Regions from separate parts of the Homo sapiens genome. Here region 2 is linked to region 1. A link is an interaction called in ENCODE POLR2A ChIA-PET data of the cell type or tissue named here. Cell type or tissue: A673. All regions are shown on one strand. Each heading gives the region's core, and the rest is flanking DNA. Links, peaks and the distances in the headings are about the cores only.

Evidence for each region. ChIA-PET counts read pairs that join two places held together with the same protein. Peaks named below come from ENCODE experiments on the same cell type or tissue, not always from the same donor. Only the 100,000 strongest peaks of a DNase experiment are listed, where the experiment ranks them.
Region 2: POLR2A ChIA-PET joins it to region 1 with 9 read pairs; 6 of 35 experiments call an interaction of 5 or more read pairs at or near these places.

Annotation. Positions count from the first base shown.
Region 1 is chr11:65,305,527-65,313,410 of GRCh38, forward strand. It overlaps LOC105369344 (a long non-coding RNA gene), which reads right to left. Exons shown (of 3, transcript XR_007062727.1): 2 at 3,487-3,681. It also overlaps a transcript of POLA2 not described here. Among named protein-coding and RNA genes, the nearest start is that of CDC42EP2, 5.4 kb to the right of the region's middle. RefSeq lists enhancers at 4,442-5,049, 5,050-5,657. In A673, for the core only: no CTCF peak of the experiment used is centred there; a DNase peak (open chromatin) is centred at 4,805.
Region 2 is chr11:65,236,609-65,243,856 of GRCh38, forward strand. It overlaps the pseudogene SLC22A20P. Among named protein-coding and RNA genes, the nearest start is that of POLA2, 22 kb to the right of the region's middle. RefSeq lists a silencer at 5,857-6,057 and an enhancer at 7,242-7,248. In A673, for the core only: no CTCF peak of the experiment used is centred there; no DNase peak of the experiment used is centred there.

The DNA.
Region 1 (7,884 bases), core at 2,323-6,322:
AGCTGGGCACGGTGGTGCGTGCCTGTAGTCCCAGCCACGCAGGAGGCCAAGGCGGGAGGATGGCTTAAGCCCAGGAGGTCGAGGCTGCAGTCAGCTATGATGACACCATTGTACATTGTACTCCAGCCTGGGTGACAGAGCAGGACCCTGTCTCTAAAATAACAATAATAAGACACCACTGCATGTATCTTTTGCCCCCCAGTCCTCCCAAGTCCCTTCTGGGAATGTATTCCGCAGCAGCGCTCGTGCATGTGTGAAAGGGCTTTTGTACAGATGACTCACTGCGGCACGGCCTGTCTTGAGAAAGGGCTGGAAGCAACCTGAAGGTCCCTCTGCCAAGAAGTGCATCTGTAAATTACCATACATCCTTGTGCTGGAATACCGTGCAGCTGTGAAAATGAGGACACACTCTATGTATTGATGTAGAGTGGTCTCCAAAATATAACGTTAACTGGAAAACGCAAGGTGTCAAACAGCATGAACAGCAGAGGCTCAATGAAAGGGCTTCTCACAGTCCCGAGCAGGACGGCCCTCCGCCAGCTACCACCAGGGCCTGCAGTACTTTGGAACTCTACTTGTCTAAATATTGACATTTGTGTTAAAAAAAAAAAAAATGAGAGGGGCCCTGCTCGTTCATGCAAGAATATCCCTAGAAGTGTTTACAAGAAACTGATAACACCAGTTGGCTATAGCAGAATGGAGAACTGTCCCTGGGGGACAGGGATGAGACTTCTTGCCTCTTAGGACTTCAGAATTTCTTTTTCTTTCTTTCTTTTTTTTTTCTTTTTGAGATGGAGTTTCACTCTGTCGCTCAGGCACCCAGTACAGTGGTGTGATCTTGGCTCACCACAACCTTCGCCTCCCAGGTTCAAGCGACTCTCCTGCCTCAGCCTCCTGAGTAGCTGGGATTACAGGCACCCACCACCATGCCTGGCTAATTTCTGTATTTTTAGGAGAGACGAGGTTTTGCCATGTGGGCCAGGCTGGTCTCGAACTCCCGACCTCAGGTGATCCGCACCCCACCCCCTACCTTGGCCTCCCAAACTGTTGGGATTACAGGTGTGAGCCACCATATCCAGCCAACTTCTGAATTCTGAATCACATGAAAGCATTACCTCAGCCAGGCGCTTTGGCTCACCCTTATAACCCCAGCACTTTGGGAGGCCGAGGCAGATGAATTGCTTGAGCCCAGGAGTTCAAGACCAGCCTGGACAACATGGCGAAAACCCGTCTCTACAAAAAATACAAAGATTAGCAAATGGCATGTGCCTGTGGTCACAGCTACTCAGGAGGATTGCTTGGGCCCAGGAAGTTGAGGCTGCAGTGAGCAGTGATCACGCCGCTGCATTCCAGCGATACAGCAAGACCCTATCTCAAAGAAAGAAAAAGAAAAGAAAGAGCATTACCTAATCAAAAAGTAATTATTATTATTATTATTATTATTTTATTATTTTGAGACAGAGTCTCACTCTGTCGCCTAGGCTGGAGTGCAGTGGCACAATCTTGGCTCACTGCAACCTCCGCCTCCCAGGCTCAAGTGATTCTCCTGCCTCAGCCTCCTGAGTAGCTGCGACTACAGGCACGTGCCACCACGCCTCGCTAATTTTTGTATTTTTAGTAGAGACGGGTTTTCACCATGTTCCCCAGGCTGGTCTCGAACTCCTAACCTCAGCTGATCCACCCGCCTTGGCCTCCCAAAGTGCTGGGATTACAGGCGTGAGCCACCGCACCCGGCCTCAAAAAGTAATTTAAATGAAAGAAAATGCAGTTCTGATGGTGTTGTACCTCTACACACAGATCATCGTTGCCTTTCCCACAGCACTCGGCAACTCTCATGAGTGATCACCTGCCTTTAGCTATTCTGCAATGGGCCCTTCATTCTCAGTGGCAAGTGACAGACCCAACCCTAACTGTATTAAGCCAAAACTGGAATTTGTTGGCTCGTAGAATAGAAACTGCTTCAGGCATGACTGGATCCAGGAGCACAGGCAATGTCATTGAGATTCATTCTCTTGGTGCTGTTTTCTTCTATGTTGGCCTTATTCTTAGGCAGGCTCCCCCCTTAGGGTGGCAGAGCTGGCCACCAGCAGCTCTGGGCTGGCATCTTGACATTTGTGACCCTAACAGTCCCATCAAGTTCCTGGGCTGATGCTCTCTGATGTCATATGCTGGAGCCATTCCCATGACTCAGACTGGCTAGGCACAGGACTCAAACCCACTTTTAGAGCTTGAGGGTTGGGGGCCAGTCACACTGGAGACTAGAAAACTGAGGGACAGTCACCAGAGTGAGAGATGGATGCTGGGCAGGGAAAACAGTGCTTACCCACTACCCTCTTGGCCTGTCCCCTCTCCTATGCCATGGGCAACTGGACCTCTCTTGTTTTCTGCTCATACCATGACTTTACTTGCAATCCTCCTGGCCTTTGCCTTGCCAGGCCTCTGCCTGCTTCCCCTGGAATGTCCTTCCCTTTCTGTGCCTGGCAAACTCCTATTCATCCATTTATGCCCTGTTCACATATCACCTTCTCCTTGAAGCCCTTCTCACTCTCCCATCTGCTTTCCCACCCATAGCAGACAGATCTCATGGCTGTTCTCTTTGGTTTTTCATTCAATTCCCAGTCATTGGCTGAACCCCTCCGTGCTGGCCCGGGAGGGATAAAGGGCAGAATCAATTATTTGTTTCTCACGCAGGTTATCTGTTCCCTGAGGGCTGGGTCCAGCTTTGGCCACCTGTGTCTTCTCTAGTCCAGCATAGCCCTAGGCACAAGAGAGATGCAAGCCTAGGTTTTCAGAATGAGGAATGACAGGATACCTGGAAGGCACAGAAAGTGTGGAAGACAGCCTCTGCTGACTCCACAATTTACTCCCTACGACAAAATGACAGCCTTGGGGCTGGGACGCTCCCAGAGGGCTCTGGGAGGAAGTGCTTGGGCTGGTCCCTGCTAGGACAAGGCTGTCACCACTCTGGAAACCCCCATAGCCCTGGGCCCGAGGCCAAAATCCAGATGCGAAGGGAAGTGCCCCCAGCAAGGCCCTGCCACCCAACTCCCAAGGAGGGGTCCCAGGCAGAGGCAGCAGCTGGAGCCAACTCCGAGGGTGACCTCTCATCTCAAATCCCAGCCTCCAGTGGGTCACAGTTCTCTGAAGTGGGGTGAAGAGCGAGGAGGGCAGGGCTGGAGTTGGCAGGAGTCCAGGGGAGGAAGGAAGCAAGAAACAAGGAAAAAATCCAACCCAGGTCTGGGGTTGGCTCAGGCCACAGGGCCCTGCAGGCTGAGCTTAGGCTGGGACGTCAGAAGCTTCCAGAGGGTGGCTGAGCACCTTCTCAGCTCCCTGCCACCCTGCATCCCAGCAGAGGGACTGGGGCACCTCCAGAGACCCCTGTCACTTCTTAGCACCTCCCCTAGATGCACCCCCAAGATGCGCCTCCCCTAGATGCCACTCTTCCCTGTGACTCTGCTCCCAGACCCCAAGTCCCTGTCATCTCACCTGCCCCCCAGGGTCCTGGGTTCCAGGTTTCGTGCCCATGGAGAGCTGGCTTCAGCCTCCCTGGGGGTAGGAGGGAGCTTCCCTGCTGGTCTCTCCAATCTGGCCAGTGTTGCCGGAGGGGGCTTCCAACTCCATCCCCCAGGTCCCATGGGGGTGCTATGGCCGCTGGTGATGGCAATTTCCAGGAAGGAGAGGCTGGGAGGGGAAGGAAGGGCTGAGTCAGTCCCTGTGTAGTGATCACAGTCGGGGAGGTGGCTGTGGGGTTGGTTGGGGAGCCTATTGGGCCCATCTCAGGACAAGGGAGAGGCTCCAGGCTGAGGAGACAGAAGCCAAATACCCTGCTCTGGGTGTTTCTCCATCGTGGCCTGCTCTGCCCCTCCCAAATGCCCTTTTGTTTTTTTTTTAATTTTAATTTTTATTTTCTTAGACGGAGTCGCGCACTGTCGCCCAAGCTGGAGGGCAGTGGCGTGATCTCAGCTCACTGCAAGCTCCGCCTCCTGGGTTCATGCCATTCTCCTGCCTCAGCCTCCCAAGTAGCTGGGACTACAGGCACCCGCCACCATGCCAGGCTAATTTTTTGTATTTTTAGTAGAGACGGGGTTTCACCGTGTTAGCCAGGATGATCTCAATCTCCTCACCTCGTGATCGGCCTGCCTCAGCCTCCCAAGGTGCTGGGATTATAGGCGTGAGCCACCGCGCCCGGCCTTTTTTTTTTTTTTTTGAGATGGAGTCTTGCTGTGTCACCCAGGCTAGAGTGCAGTGGTACAGTCTTGGTCACTGCAACCCCTGCCTCCCAGGCTCAAGCAATTCTTCTGCCTCAGTCTCCCAAGTAGCTGGGACTACAGGCGTGTGCCACCACGCCTGGCTAATTTTTGTATTTTTAGTAGAGACGGGGTTTCACCATGTTGACCAGGCTGGTCTCGAACTCCTGACCTCAGTTGATCCGCCCACCTCAGCCTCCCAAAGTGCTGGGATGACAGGTGTGAGCCACCACATCCAGCCCCAGATGCCCTTTTGGATCCTGCCCCTGAGGTAGCAGGGTGTCCAGGAGCCCTTCTGTCCAGGACAGTCCAGGCCCTGGCTGAGGCATCAGACCCTAGGGTCCAGGCTGGGGGATGCAGCGCTTGGCCTGAGTGTCTTGGGTCAAAATGCAGGCCACGCTTCCCCGTGGCTCAGGCTATTCCAGCCTCCCTACCCACACCCCAGGCCCCTACATATAGCCTGAGAACTTGCACAAAAAAGCCAAGTTTAGTAAATGAAATCCTGTTTTATACATGGCCTTATGAATGGCAGGGCTCCCATGGCGATGCTGGGTGTGCACACAAAGATCCTGTCCATTCAGCAGAACCTCCTCAGGGATCCCCTGGGCCCCAGCCAAGTGACAACCACATCTGTGAATGGGGAGAAGGAAGCGCCCTCCCTGCATGCTTGCACAGCGCAGAACCCAGGGCCAGGCGCCGATCACTCCTGCGATGTGGACTTGGTCGGGCCCCCTGCTCTGAATGACAGCAGGAGTGGATTGAGCGGCAAGGGGACTGGCACTGGGCGGAACACGTCACATCCAGGTGGGTTGAAAACAGTCCCCAGAGTGCAGATAGCATTTCTAGTCCTGGTTGGAAGGCTCAGGGAGGAAAGCAGGAGCTTGGACCAGGTTTGCGGGCTCTGCTGCTCTCTATCCCTACCCGAGGGACCCCTAATCACCCACCCCCCACAGAACTTCTTCAAAGAGCTCCGGGGTTGGTCCCCAGCTGTGTGTGGCCTTGGGTGAGAGGCTTTGTTTCTCCATCTTCCATCCCTGTAACTCTGTTTTGTCCCCAGCTCTGAATGGAGTGCCTGACCCTTCCCTGACCGCTACCCCCCAATGGAGGACTCTCAGCAGATGGGCAGGGGATGAGGGCTTGGCCTGAGCCTCATTCCCGCAGGCTTAGGTGGCTTCATCATTACAGCCATTCCGATCAAGCAGCACAGCCAGCTGGCCAGGCCCCAAAGCTCTTGTCTAATGTGTCCGTGAAACAATGCCACCTGAGGGGCTGCGTATTCCCATGAACAAAATACATGCATGTCCATCCCTTATCTGGTTTGGGACTTGCCTGACCTGATGCTACTACCCCATATTATAGGCAAGGAGACTCTGGAAGGGAAGGTCCTTTGCCTGTGGCCACAGAGCAAAGCAGCAGCAGAGACAGCTCAGAATCTGACTGATGGCTCAGAGGCCGGGGCTCAAGGCACTCAGCTGCCCCTCCTCTCTGAGAGCTGTGTCCTGGGGATGGGCAGGAATGATGCCTGTGGGGTTAGAAGCCTGAGAGAAGGAGGGGCCAGAGCCCACATGCCTTGCCACTTCTAGGCTCAGCAAATCACTGTCGGTGCCCTGAGCTTTAGTTCCCATCTGTAAAATGGGGATCGTGATTCAGGCTCTGGCCACGTCACTAGGCACCCCCAGGAGGATGTAAAGAATTCAGGAACATGAAGCAATGGGTAAAGGGCACAGGGCGGCCTGGCAAAGTCCCATGGCAAGAATGGGGAGAGGCACACCCTTTACTCACCCCTACCACAGCTTGGCCCAGGGCCATCATTGCCACTTACTCAATGGTCCAGGCCTGTTTTCCTCCAAGCTGCCAGGCCATTCCTGGCAGAATCCACCTGACCAATACTCCCTGCAGAGTTGAGGGCACACTCAAGATTAAAACCTGAACCTCCTTGGATTCGTTTTCTATCACTGCTACAACAAATTATCATGGAATAGGTGGCTTAAAACAACAGAAATTCGTGATCTTACAGTTCTATAGGTTAGAAGGTCAACATGGGGCTGAGCGAGGTGGCTCATGCCTATAATCCCAGCACTTTGGGAGGCCAAGGTGGGTGGATCACTTGAGGTCAGGAGTTTGAGAGCAGCCTGGCCAACATGGTGAAACCCTATCTATACTAAAAATACAAAAATTAGCCAGGCATGGTGGCGGGCGTCTGTAACCCCAGCTACTCGGGAGGCTGAGGCAGGAGAATCGCTTGAACCTAGGAGATGGAGGTTGCAGTGAGCCGAGGTTGCACCACTGCACTCCAGCCTGGGCAATAGAGCAAGACTCTATCTCAAAAAAAAAAAAAAAAAAAGGCCAATGTGTGAGTCTCACTGAGCTAAGATCAAGGTGAGGAGGTGAGGGCAGGGCTGTGTTCCTTCTGGAGCCTCTAGGGTAGATAGGGTAGAACCTGTTTCCTTGTATTTTCCAGCTTCTGAAGCAGTTCCTTGGTTTGGGGCCTCTGCCTCCATCTTCAAAGGCAGCAACACATCATTTCTCTGGCCCTTCAGTCATCACATCTCTCTCTTTTTTTTTTGAGACGGAGTCTCGCTGTGTCACTCCAGCTAGAGTGCAATGGCACAATCTCGACTCACTGCAACCTCTGTCTCCCAGGTTCAAGCGATTTTCCTGCCTCAGCCCCCCAAGTAGCTGGGACTACAGGCACGTGTCACCACACCCAGCTAATTTTTTGTATTTTTAGTAGAGACGGGGTTTCACCGTGTTAGCCAGGATGGTCTTGAACTCCTGACCTTGTGATCCACCCGTCTCAGCCTCCCAAAGTGCTGGGATTACAGGCGTGAGTCGTGAGCCACCACGCCCGGCCTATCACATCTCTTTCTCTGTCTCCTGCTTCTACTTTTAAAAACCCTTGTTATTACACTGGCCCACCCAGATACTTCAGCATAAGCTATTTTAAAGTCAGCTGATTTGCAACCATAATTTCATTGGCAATTTTCTTTTTTTTCTTTTTTTTTTTTTTGAGACGGAGTCTCGCTCTGTCGCCCAGGCTGGAGTGCAGTGGTGCGATCTCGGCTCACTACAAGCTCCGCCTCCCAGGTTCATGCCATTCTCCTGCCTCAGCCTCCTGAGTAGCTGGGACTACAGGCGCCCGAGTAGCTGGGACTGCAGGTGCCTGCCACCATGCTCGGCTAATTTTTTTTTTTTTTTGTATTTTTAGTAGAGACGGGATTTCACCATATTAGCCAGGATGGTCTCGATCTCCTGACCTCGTGATCCACCTGCCTTGACCTCCCAAAGTGCTGGGATTACAGGCATGAGCCACGGCGCCCAGCCCTCATTGGCAATTTTCATTTCCATTTCTCATGTAACAAAACATATTCATAGATTACACAGGTTCGGATGTGGGCTTTTTTTCTTTTCTTTTTTTTTTTTTACATGGGTTTTTGCTCTATTGCCCAGGCTGGAGTGCAGTGGCGTGATCACAGCTCACTGCAGCCTTAACCTCCCAGGTTCAAGCAATTCTCCTACCTAAGCCTCCAGAGTACCTGGGACTACAGGCTTGAGCCACCATGTCCGGCTAATTTATTTGTTGTAGAAACAGGGTCTCACTATGTTGCTCAGGCTGGTGTCAGTGTCAAACTCCTGG
Region 2 (7,248 bases), core at 1,927-5,926, 69 kb before region 1:
CAGGGCGTGGCCCTCTTGGGCCCCTAGGGGTGCAGGTTGCTGCACTGACCCATCCCCATCCACACACCTCCCACAGGCAGATGGGGATGGGCTTTGCCTCTGTCCACGCCCGCCTCGGGGGCCTGACGGCGCCCCTGGTTACCACACTTGGGGAATACAGCACCATCCTGCCACCCGTGAGCTTTGGGGCCACCGCAATCCTGGCTGGGCTGGCCGTCTGCGTCCTGACCGAGACCCGCAACATGCCCCTGGTGGAGACCATCGCAGCCATGGAGAGGAGGTGAGGGGCCTCCAGCACCAAGAGGCCGAAAGTTACAGGAAATAACTGGGGGGCAAATGGGGTGCCCTCCCCACTCCTGCGTATCGGAAATGTCCTGGCCAGATGCACCAGAGCTGTGAGATGCCTCCCCCACCTCCATCTGCACTGGCTTAGCTTTCCCCAAGAACAGACCCAATCACGAAGGTAGAAAAGAATAAACCGTGAACAAGGAAACACGTGGGTTGGAAGTGAGACGTGGCAGAGAAGTGAGGAGAGGAGAGCGGAGGAAAGTGAAGCAAAGACAGGCTCCCATGGTTGCTGTGCAGGCTTCAAATTTGGTTCTGGGCTTCTTCACAACAGAAAGGGAGACCCCATTCATGGCTGCTCTTGGAAAGGAAAACAAATACCAGTCCCTCAGGAGAGTGAAGCTTTCCTTAGCATTTAGCACTAGGAGAGGTTTCTCTTCACTGCTTGGCCCCCCACCCCTCTTTTCTTTTTTTTTTTAAGATCATCTTGGCTTCAAGTGTGGGTCTCATTAGAAAGGTCACTAAGGTGACAGCAATGTCCTGGACAATGTTTCTAAAACAAACTCAAGAGGGGACTTGATCTGGCTGCTTCTTGCAGCATTTCTCAGCAACAGTGGGCTCAGGGAAGACCCTTAGTTTGCGGGAATGGTGACAGGAACAGTAGCCGCGCCCGTCTGTAACCCTCTCTGAAGGTCAGCTTGATCCCAAAGGTGGACCCATCTGTACCCAGTGGCCTGTATAGGTGCTGTGTTTGCAACCCTGAAATAACTCCCATAAACATTCCATCTCTAACCTGAGCCATGGGCCAAGGCTGAACTGCAAGAGATCAAGGATATATTCTTTGGCAAGTCCTATCATTTCTTTTCTTTCTTTTTTTTTTTTTTTTTTTGAGACATTGTCTCACTCTGTCACCCCGGCTGGAGTGCGGTGGTGCGATCATGACTCACTGCAACCTCCGCCTCCCGGGTTCAAGTGATTCTCCTGCCTCAGCCTCCCGAGTAGCAGGGATTACAGGCGCCCGCCACCATGCCCAGCTAATTTTTGTATTTTTAGTAGAGATGGGGTTTCACCATCTTGGCCAGGCTGGTCTTGAACTCCTGACCTTGTGATCCACCTGCCTCGGCCTCCCAAAGTGCTGGGATTACAGGCGTGAGCCACGGCGCCCAGCCCAAGTCCTATCATTTCTGCCTCCAGAATAGACTTAAATCTGTCATTCTCTCTCCAGCCCTGTGTCCATGGCCCTATATCAAGCCACCATTGTCTCTTGTCTGGACAACTACGAGAGCCTCATATCTTCCCCTGTCCCTGTCCACTTTATTCCCTGCAGGCCAAGTGGGGGAGGACAGTCTTCATCTGGGTGCTGAGCAGGGCTTGGAGAGGATGAGGGTATGGGAGGCGGAGTGTTAAAGTGCATGTATGGGCCAGGTGCAGTGGCTCACACCTGTAATCCCAGCACTTTGGGAGACTGAGGTGGGTGGATCACCTAAGGTCAGGAGTTTGAGACCAGCCTGGCCAACATGGCGAAACCCTGTCTCCATTAAAAATACAAAATTAGGCTCTTGCTACTTCCTTCTTCCCGCTGCCGGGAACACAAGCAAAACGTTGAGGGCTGCAGCAGCCATCTTTGACCATGAAGTAACCTTAAGAAAGGAAGCCATTCTCCCTCTCCCTCTCCCTCTCCCTCCCTCTCCCTCCCTCTCCCTCTCCCTCTCCCTCTCCCTCCCCCTCCCCCTCCCCCTCCCCCTCTGGTCTCCCTCTCTTTCCACAGTCTCCCTCTCATGCGGAGCCGAAGCTGGACTGTACTGCTGCCATCTCGGCTCACTGCAACCTCCCTGCCTGATTCTCCTGCCTCAGCCTGCCGAGTGCCTGCGATTGCAGGCACGCGCTGCCACACCTGACTGGTTTTGGTGGAGACGGGGTTTCGCTGTGTTGGCCGGGCCGGTCTCCAGCCCCTAACCGCGAGTGATCCGCCAGCCTCGGCCTCCCGAGGTGCCGGGATTGCAGACGGAGTCTCGTTCACTCAGTGCTCAATGGTGCCCAGGCTGGAGTGCAGTGGCGTGATCTCGGCTCGCTACAACCTACACCTCCCAGCCGCCTGCCTTGGCCTCCCAAAGTGCCGAGATTGCAGCCTCTGCCTGGCCACCACCCCGTCTGGGAAGTGAGCAGTGTCTCTGCCTGGCCGCCCATCGTCTGGGAAGTGAGGAGCCCCTCTGCCTGGCTGCCTAGTCTGGAAAGTGAGGAGCGTCTCAGCCCGGCCGCCATCCCATCTAGGAAGTGAGGAGCGCCTCTTCCTGGCCGCCATCACATCTAGGAAGTGAGGAGCGTCTCTGCCCAGCCGCCCATCATCTGAGATGTGGGGAGCGCCTCTGCCCCGCCACCCCATCTGGGATGTGAGGAGCGCCTCTGCCCGGCCGCGACCCCGTCTGGGAGGTGAGGAGCGTCTCTGCCCGGCCGCCCCGTCTAAGAAGTGAGGAGACCCTCTGCCTGGCAACCACCCCGTCTGAGAAGTGAGGAGCCCCTCCGCCCGGCAGCTGCCCCGTCTGAGAAGTGAGGAGCCTCTCCGCCCGGCAGCCACCCCATCTGGGAAGTGAGGAGCGTCTCCGCCCGGCAGCCACCCCGTCCGGGAGGGAGGTGGGGGGGGTCAGCCCCCCGCCCGGCCAGCCGCCCCGTCCAGGAGGGAGGTCGGGGGGGGTCAGCCCCCCCTGCCCGGCCAGCCGCCCCGTCCGGGAGGGAGGTGGGGGGGTCAGCCCCCCGCCCGGCCAGCCGCCCCGTCCGGAAGGGAGGTTGGGGGGTCAGCCCCCTGCCCAGCCAGCCGCCCCGTCTGGGAGGTGAGGGGTGCCTCTGCCCGGCCGCCCCGACTGGGAAGTGAGGAGCCCCTCTGCCCGGCCACCACCCCGTCTGGGAGGTGTGCCCAACAGCTCATTGAGAACGGGCCAGGATGACAATGGCGGCTTTGTGGAATAGAAAGGCGGGAAAGGTGGGGAAAAGATTGAGAAATCGGATGGTTGCCGTGTCTGTGTAGAAAGAAGTAGACATGGGAGACTTTTCATTTTGTTCTGCACTAAGAAAAATTCTTCTGCCTTGGGATCTTGTTGATCTGTGACCTTACCCCCAACCCTGTGCTCTCTGAAACATGTGCTGTGTCCACTCAGGGTTAAATGGATTAAGGGCGGTGCAAGATGTGCTTTGTTAAACAGATGCTTGAAGGCAGCATGCTCGTTAAGAGTCATCACCAATCCCTAATCTCAAGTAATCAGGGACACAAACACTGCGGAAGGCCGCAGGTTCCTCTGCCTAGGAAAACCAGAGACCTTTGTTCACTTGTTTATCTGCTGACCTTCCCTCCACTATTGTCCCATGACCCTGCCAAATCCCCCTCTGTGAGAAACACCCAAGTATTATCAATAAAAAAATAAATTAAAAAAGAAAAAAAAAAAGAAAAAAAAAAAAAAGAAAGGAAGCCATGTGCTAAGAATGGTGGAGAAGAAAGGAGGAAGTGCGTGATGAATTTGTCAACATCCCTGGACTACCTAATTCCAGACTTTTTTAAGTAGAGAAAAATAAACCTCTAGTTTATATATAAAAAAAAAAATACAAAATTAGCCAGGTGTGGTGGTGGGTGCCTGTAATCCCAGCTACTTAGGAGGCTGGGGCAGGAGAATCGTTTGAACCCGGGAGGTGGAGGTTGCAGTGAGCCGAGATCGCACCACTGCACTCCAGCCTGGGCGACAGAGCAAGACTCCATCTCAGTGGGGTTGGGGTGGGGGAGTTGGGAAGATTAAGCCAATCGACTAAAATATTATAAATAGAAGAGTTAAAAAGCAAGGATAGAAACATAGATAAAACAGTATGAATGCTGGAAAAAATCCAAAAATGGAAACAGCTTAAAGTAGACAGGAGAAATGGGCAAGATATGAAACGATTAAAACAAGAGGATAACAGCCCAGGCGCGGTGGCTCACACCTGTAATCCCAGCACTTTGGGAGGCAGAGGCAGGTGGATCATGAGGTCAGGAGTTCGAGACCAACCTAGCCAACATAGTGAAACCCTGTCTCTACTAAAAATACAAAAATTAGCCGGGCATGGTGGCACGCCTGTAGTCCCAGCTACTCAGGAGGCTGAGGCAGGAGAATCGCTTGAACCCAGGAGGCAGAGGTTGCAGTGAGCCAAGATTGCACCACTGCACTCCAGCTTGGGCGACAGAGCAAGACTTCGTCTCAAAAAAAAAAAAAAAAAAGAGGATTAAAAAAACTAAGATAATTCCGTGGGAAAACAGTTATCAGTGTCCACAATACAAAAATAAAAATAAATGGAAGGAATTAGAACATAAATCATTTCAAAGACTAGAGGGTTCTTTTTTAAGGCGATAGGCCAGGCATGGTGGCTCATACCTGTAATCCCAGCACGTTGAGAGGTTGAGGCGGAAGGATTGCTTGAGCCCCGGAGTTCAAGACCAGCCTGGGCAACATAGCAAGACCCCCATTTCTACCCCCCCATCAAAAAAGGCAAAATTGGATCTTGTCAAGTGATAGAAAGCCAGTGGGGTAGCCTCAGGCTATTTGGGACTGAGGGGGCCTCAAAGTCCAGGCAAGCCCCCCACCACCCTCAACCTCCCCTGACTTCTTCAAGAGCCAACCAGGGCAGGGCAGGAGTGGCTCAGAGCCCTAATCTTTGTCCCTCCCTGCCTCCTGGGGTGGGAGAAGAAGGGTGCTAATAGTGCCCAGTCGCTGGGGGTGTCTGCTGGCCCCTGTTCTCCAGCCAAGTGACCTTGGGCATGTGTCCACCCTCTAGGTCCTCATCTGTAAGACTCTTTGTTGAACTTCTTGACCCTGCAGCTCTCCCAAGTCTGTTTCCAGACAGGCCAGCCTCTGCCAGCTGCAAGACCCCAGGGATAGAGCAAGGAGGGAGCTGGAGGAACAATAGGAGGGTGGCCACCAGGGTGCCCAAGAGAATCCAGAGGAGGGGCCACTGCAGCATCCACCTCCCTTCTGGCTTCAGGAGGGTGGAGCTGCACCCTGTGCATATGGCACCACCCTCCCCATGACATGCACACCACCTGCCCCTCACCACTGCCTTCTGCCTTTTCATTTCTACAGGGTCAAAGAAGGCTCTTCCAAGAAACATGTAGAAGAGAAGAGTGAAGAAATTTCTCTTCAGCAGCTGAGAGCATCTCCCCTCAAAGAGACCATCTAAGCTGCCTGGAACCTGGTGCTTGCTAGCAGCACCTGAGCCGATGTCCAGACGGCCCCCTGGGGGCTTCTCCCAGGAGCCCCTGGGGACACTGGTGCTGAACTGGAGGAAAGGTCGCTGAAAACATCATGGCTCCTATAGACAGCCACCCACAAGCCAGGGCTGCTTGGAGGGAAACCCCACCAGAAACAGCCAATCTGTGTTACAAATGCATAGAAAGCCAGGAGAAGCCAGTCCCAGGGACCAAAGGAGAGACTGTTTTCCTTTCCCATCCCCAATCTGCCCCTTAAAATGTCTCTGTATTAGTCCATTCTTGCACTCCTATAAAGAACTACCTGAGACTGGGTCATTTACAAGGAAAAGAGGTTTAATTGACTCACAGTTCTGCAGATTGTACAGGAAGCATGGCTGGGAGGCCTCAGGAAACTTACAATCATTGCAGAAGGCAAAGAGGAAGCAAGCACGTCTTCACATGGCTGGCAGGAGAGAGAGAAAGTGAAGGGGAAGGTGCCGCACACTTTACAACAGCCAGATCTCGTGAGAACTCTTTATCACGAGACAGCACTAGGGGGGTGGTGCCAAACCATTAGAAACCATCCGCAGTATCCAAGCACCTTGCACTAGGCCCCACCTCCAACACCGGGGATTACAATTAAACATGAGATTTGGGTGGGGACACAGAGCCAAATCATATCACTGTTTATTCTTGTTCCACTTGAGAATGCTGTGTCTTTGCAGGGTTAGGGTGATATCTCTGCCAAAGGGTTGTCCCTGGAATAGCCCCACTCATCCTTGAGAAACGTGGAGAACTCATTCTATTCCACTCACCCGGAAAGAGTAAATACTCTTCTGCCTTATGGGATTAAAGCTCTTTCCCCCGTGTGTGTGTGTCTTACCTCCTTGACAGGAAAATGTCTCCATAGCAGGCATTCTTGCCTACCTTTGTAGCTCCAGCAGCCCCTCATAGTGGCCTTGCAGAAGCTGCATGTTTAATAAATAGTTGATGAAGAAATGATCAAAACAGACTCCCGCAATAGATGGAGACCTTTGTGCGTTGTTTGCATTCCTAGCAATACCACTTTGCAGAACTGGGATATGGTTCTTTTCCCCAGAAGCCTTCTTCAGGTGTGTGCCACTATGATCAGCTATTTTTTTTATTTCATAGCAATAGGGTCTTGCTTTGTTGCCCTGGCTGGCTTTGAACTCTTGGCCTAAAGCAATCCTCTGGCCTCAGCTTCCCCAAATGCTGGGATTACAGAGAGGAGAAGGCCTAGTTTGGCACAGCATCCCGCTGGCCTCAGATCTATTTCCAGCCCAGGTGTTGGCCATGTATCCCTGACCTTAACCTTCACTGGAATTCAGATTAGATTTATAAGGGATTCGAATCTTGGCCCATTGGGTTGTCTTGGCCAAATTTTCTTGTCTGATCCCTTCTTCCTGGAGTTACCAGATAATCCAACAAGATCAATTCTCAGTCCCCTACAGCCCAAAGAAAGGCACAATATAGGGAAGAAACAAGACTATCACAGTCTGGGCAGGAAGCATGGCAGCTTGCCGTTTTGCCAAGATTAGTCTTCCAACAGCTTGGAGCAGAGGTGGAATGTGACTCCCCCAAGGACTTGTCCCAAGGCCCTGTTATTGATGCACTGAATCCTCAGCTCCTCCCCAGGGATTTAACCTCTTTTTGAACATGTCAGGGAACACCTGTGTGATCCGCTACATGAGCTTTTCCATTCGAGTTGTTCTCCACCCACAGCCCTCAGCAAATCAGTG